2 separate regions of the Homo sapiens genome follow, and region 2 is linked to region 1. A link is an interaction called in ENCODE POLR2A ChIA-PET data of the cell type or tissue named here. Cell type or tissue: MCF 10A. All regions are shown on one strand. Links, peaks and the distances in the headings refer to the core of each region. The heading gives the core; the rest is flanking DNA.

Evidence for each region. Peaks named below come from ENCODE experiments on the same cell type or tissue, not always from the same donor. Only the 100,000 strongest peaks of a DNase experiment are listed, where the experiment ranks them.
Region 2: POLR2A ChIA-PET joins it to region 1 with 5 read pairs; 3 of 35 experiments call an interaction of 5 or more read pairs at or near these places.

Annotation. Positions count from the first base shown.
Region 1 is chrX:41,404,939-41,407,851 of GRCh38, forward strand. No RefSeq gene overlaps it. Among named protein-coding and RNA genes, the nearest start is that of NYX, 41 kb to the right of the region's middle. In MCF 10A, for the core only: no CTCF peak of the experiment used is centred there; a DNase peak (open chromatin) is centred at 1,473.
Region 2 is chrX:41,463,199-41,466,111 of GRCh38, forward strand. All of the region lies in intron 2 of NYX (nyctalopin), which reads left to right. Among named protein-coding and RNA genes, the nearest start is that of NYX, 17 kb to the left of the region's middle. In MCF 10A, for the core only: no CTCF peak of the experiment used is centred there; no DNase peak of the experiment used is centred there.

The sequences.
Region 1 (2,913 bases), core at 328-2,827:
ATGAAATGACAGGAGCAACTTTTTATGTTTGAATTTAGATACATCTATATAAGAGAAAGTTTCACCCAACACTATTGGTTAATTCTTTTGCAGTTTTGGAACAAAGTGTTTCCAGAGTTGTTCTACTTTTTGTTGGTGCTGATGAAAAAATGCAAGTTTTAACTATGTGAAAATTGATGCTTAGTACAATCTGAAACCATGGTTGTGTTAGATAATGATGTGAGCCGTTTAAAAGATAACTTTTTCTGATTAGAAAAGTACTCTTCCACTTTAACAGAAGAATTTCATGAAAATCTTCACACACACAATAGAGGCTACAGAACTGGCGGAACTGCTGGTTTTGTTCATGAAGTCTGATTTCCTGCTGTAAAAAAGATTTATCCCACTTTTCCACTGAGTACAGAATGGCATAGGGTCAACTTTGTAAAACTACATGTTCTTCTCATACCTTTTGTGCTCATTTTGACAGTAAAATAAAAATCGCATTTAACTGTTTTCCCCGAACTCTTCAAACAACCTGGAACTGTTGACAAATTTAGCCAGACTGACTCACACACACCCCAATTGGGACAGCCAGTGGAAGCATTCCACCGGTCCCCAAGCCTTCAGTCGGTGGGGAGTCACCCCATGCCTCCCTGCCTCCCACTCAACTTGGCCCCTCTGAGTTCGGGCTCCTGATGCTGGGTTTTCTCTCTCATGTCTGGTCCTGCTGTTCCCCTTTGGTCTCCTCGAATGATCCCAGCTACCTCGGTCCTGGGCTCACCAGGCTCAGCTGGCTTGGCCTTGCCCCCGGCTCACTCTGCTCCAGCTGCGTCTTGCAGGTGCTCTGCACTGGCTTGGCTGTAGACGGAATCCCCAGCACTGGATTGTCTGGCCACTTGTCACTGAGACAGAGGTGCCAGGGACATGCCCTGCATTACAGGGATAGAGAAGAGATGGCTGTCAGGTCCCAGGGCCTGCCCTTGTTGGGGGTGCATACTATCATCCCCCTGCAAGTATGTGCCCAAGCTGAGAACAGGCTTGGGCAGCTCTTAGGGCCTGGACATCCGCTTTTGACCACCGAGCCTCTGTGGGGAGCCATCTGCTGGACTTTCTGATGGACCTGTCCCATCCTAGTGCCACAGTGACATCAAATAAGCCTCACTACCTGTGCTCAACAGACTGCCATCTGCCCTGCTTATCAAAGAGCCTTTCTTCCTCCACAGGCCACTCTCTACCAGATTTCCAATGGAGGCTGCAGTTTTATATAATTATAGCCTTCATTGAGTGTTTTCTGTGTGCCAGGCACTGCACTAAGCATTTTGCACAGATAATCTGCTTATGCCTAATTAAAACCCTGTGAGGTAGGTAGTATGTTCATCTCATTTCACAGATGAGGGAACAGAAGCTTCTAGAGTTTCCATCACTGGACAATAGTCACCACAGTTTTCCAATTCATGCCCCACAGCTAGACTGAATGACTCACCTGGCCCCACACTAAGTCATCATCCCCGAAGAGGCCAGCTGTAAATCTGCCTCCCTGTATCCAGAACATTCCATTCCTTGGACACTAGAACTTCCATCCTTATTCCCCCTGTGCCCTATCATAATGCCAGCTGCCTGTTAATATCTAGCAAGACTTCTCCTTGCCCTACCTAGTAGGACACAGCCCACTTCAGCTTTTTTATTTATTTTTTCTTTTTTTTGAGATGGAGTCTCACTCTGTCACCCCAGGCTGGAGTGTAGTGGCGCGATCTCAGCTCACTGCAACCTCCACCTCCTGGGTTCAAGTGATTCTCCTGCCTCAGCCTCCCGAGTAGCTGGGACTACAGGTGCATGCCACCACACCAGGCTAATTTTTGTATTTTTAGTAGGGGTTTCACTATGTTGGCCAGGCTGGTCTCAAACTCCTGACCTCAGGTGTTCCACCCACCTCGGCCTCCCAAAGTGCTGGGATTACAGGCGTGAGGCCACCACGCTCGGCCTTTAACAGCCCACTTCAGCTTTAAGGGAGGCCTATGGGATACCTTACAATATGGCCAGCAGACATTAGGCCCCAAGGAACAGAGTCAGAGAAAAGAGCCCAAGGCTCTCCCCCCTCTGTCCCCAACTGCTTCAGCTCTCCCAGTTGAGAAACAAGTCTACTTCTTGGCCCATGCAAGGTCACAGGCTTAATCAGTGCATGGAATTACACTGTCATTGATCTCTGTCCCAACAACATCTACCATCCCTGCCTTGGCTGGCTCATCTCCAGCCAGCCCCATTTCCTGATGTCTGAGTTTTCTATTGCTGCTGTAACAAATTATCACACATGGCCGGGCGCGGTGGCTCATGCCTGTAATCCCATCACTTTGGGAGGCCAAGGCGGGTGGATCACTTGAGGTCAGGAGTTCGAGACCAGCCTGGCCAACATGGTGAAACCCCATCTCTACTAAAAATACAAAAAATTAGCTGAGCGTGGCGGTGCGTGCCTGTAATCCCAGCTACTCAGGAGGCTGAGGCAGGAGAATCACTTGAACCTTGGAGGCGGAGGTTGCAGTGAGCCGAGATCCGCCACTGCACTCCAGCCCGGACAACAGTGTGAGACTCTGTCTCAAAAACAAACAAACAAACAAATTACCACACATTTAGTGACTTAAAACAATAGGTCGGGTGCAGTGGCTCATGCCTATGATCCCCACGTTTTGGGAGGCTGAGGTAGGAAGATCACTTGAGGCCAGGAGTTCGAGACCAGCCTGGGTAACATAGAGAGACCCTGTTGTTACAAAAAAAAAAAGAAGACAAGAAAGAAAAACCAAAAAAGATATCCATTTATTATCTTACAGTTTGGGAGGTTAGAAGTCCTAAAATCAAGGTGTAGGCTGTGTTCCTCTTTCTGGAGGCTGTAGGAGAGAATCCATTTTCTTGCCTTTTCCAGTTAGAGACTACCTGCAT
Region 2 (2,913 bases), core at 297-2,796, 58 kb after region 1:
CACTATGCATCCTTGTCGTGGTCTACCTTGAATTAATCTTGTATTGCTTCAAGTATAATGTAAGATCCTTATGAGAGTACAATTCAATTCACCTCCCTTCTCATCCTTCATGTAATTGTTGTCATAGTTTTCATTTACGTGTTTTAAACTCCACAATACATTGTTATTTTTGTTTTAAATAGTCACTTGTCTTTTAAGCAATTAAGGTGAGAAATAGTAGTCTCTTTTTTTTTTTTTTTCTGAGACGGAGTTTTGCTCTTGTTGCCCAGGCTGGAGTGCAGTGGCGCAATCTCGGCTCACTGCAACCTCTGCCTCCTGGGTTCAAGCGATTCTCCTGCCTCAGCCTCCCGAGTGGCTGGGACTACAGGTGTGCGCCACCACACCCAGCTAATTTTTGTATTTTTAGTAGAGACGGGGTTTCACCATGTTGGCCAGGATAGTCTAGATCTCTTGACCTAGTGATCTGCCCGCCTCGGCCTCCCAACGTGCTGGGATTACAGGCATGAGCCACCACGTCCAGCCCAATGCCTGGCTAATTTTTTGTATTTTTAGTAGAGACAGGGTCTCATCATGTTGGCCAGGCTGGTCTTGAACTCCTGACCTCAGGTGATCCACCCCCCCATCGGCCTCCCAAAGTGCTGGGATTACAGGGGTGAGCCACCGTGCCGGCCAGTAGTCTTTTATATTTAGTAACATACTTACCATTTCCATCGCTCTTTATTCCTTCTTGTAGACCTAATTTTCATCTACCAGCATTTTCTTTCAGACTGAAGAATGTCTTCATTTCCTGTGCAGAAGATCTGCTGGAGAAGAATTTTCTCAGATTTTGTTTACCTGAAAATATCTCTATTGCCCTTCATTTCTGAAGATATTTTTACTGGAGAGAGAGAGAATTCTAGGTTGCCAAATTTTGCTTTTCATTCAGCGCTTAAAGAGCACTAATCCCATTCTTTTTTTTTTTTTTTAAAACAAGGTCTGGCTCTGTGGCCCAGGCAGGAATTCAGTGGCATGATCTCCACTTACTGCAACCTCTGTCTCCTGGGCTTAAGCGATCCTCCCACCTCAGCCTCCCAAGTAGCTGGGATTACAGGCACATGCCACCACACATAGTTAATTTTTGTGTAGAGACAGGGTTTTGCCATGTTGCCCAGGCTGGTCTCAAACTCCTGGGCTCAAGCGATCCACCCACCTCGGCCTCCAAAAGTGCTAGGATTACAGGCATGGGCCACTGTGCCCAGCCACTAATCCCATTCTTGATCATCCACTCTCCTGACCTAAGTACCTCTCAAAGTCTCCATCTCCTAATACCATCACTTTGGGGGTTAGGATTTCAACACATAAATTTGGAAGGCGGACATAAACATTCAGACCATAACTGTGATTATCTTTTACTGTTTTTTACTCTATGTAATATGTCTTTTTGTTTTGGATACTTTTAAGAATTTTCTATCTTTGGCTATGATGGGCCGTGCGTGTGTGTGTGTGTGTGTGTGTGTGTTTTATGTTACTTGGGGCTTGCTAAGCTTCTTGTTTTAATCAAATTTGGAAACTGTCATCAACTATCTTTTAGCCATATTCTGTATCTTCTCTCCTCTGAGACTCCACATACATGTATATTAGTCTAATTGCTTGATATTGTTCCACAGGTCATTGAGGCTCTGATAATTTTTCCCCCAGTCTTCTTTTTATTTTCTCTCTGTGCTTCACTTTGGTTAATAACTACTCGCCTCTCTTCAAGTTTATGAAGATTTTCTTCTGCAGTGTCTAATCTGCTATTTATCTTATTCAATAATTTTTAAAATTTCAGCTATTGTTTCAGTACTAAGATTTCTACTGGGTTCCTTTTTAGAGTTTCCATACCTCTTCTAAAATTCAGATTCCCCATGTCTTTGCCCATGATCCCTATCTTTTCCTGTAAATTCCTTAACATATTTATAGCAAATCTTTGCTTGGTAATTCCAACATGTGGGCTGTCTGAATCTGCTTCTGCTGTTTTTTTTTTCCTTCTTGACAAGTGTCATGTTTGCTGCTTCTTCACATGTCTACTAGTATTTGGTTGTACACTGGATACTGCGGAGCCAGTGGTAGAAACTCTGGATTCTCTTGTCTTCTGTTGAAGAGTGTAGAATTTTGTTCTGGCATTCAGTTAAATTACTGGCAGATCACCTTGTTCCCTGAAAGCCTTGGTTTTAGGCTTTTTAAGGGTAGGACTACTTGAGTTTTGCCTTTAGTCCTGGGAAATGGTCTTCACTCCTGAGGCATGGTCCTTTGGGGTTTCAGTGGAAAGCTCAAGGTATTTGACAAGCTCCTCTAACTTGGCAGACCTTGAACTCTTTTTTTTTTTTTTTTAAGATAGAGCCTTGCTCTGTTGCCCAGGCTGGAGTGCAGTGGCATGATCTCAGCTCACTGCAACCTCCACCTGTAGTCCCAGCTACCTGCCCCCCGAGTAGCTGGGACTACAGGTGCCTGTCACCACACCCAGCTATTTTTTTTTTTTTTTTGTATTTTTAGTAAAGATGAGGTTTTACCATGTTGGCTGGTCTCGAACTCCTGACCTCAAGTGATCTGCCTGCCTCGCCTTCCCAAAGTGCTGGGATTACAGGCGTGAACCACCACGCCCAGCTGGGACCTTGAACTCTTAAACTGCCTCCTGTCACTGGGCAATTGCTAAAATCTCTGTTTAGGTCTTTTGGTGTTTAGTTCTTGCTTTCCCCTTGGGCTCCCTGGAGTCATCCCACACATATGCCCTTCAGAACTCAGCCAAGGACATAAGGGGAACCTGTATACTAACTTTGTGGCTCCTCTTTTGAGGCTCCCTTTTTCCATGTTTTCCCTCCTCAATTTCCAGCCACTGTGGCAGCTATAAATGCTGACCTCTAAGCTGTCAGCTTGCTTTCTGCTTTAGCTTCACTC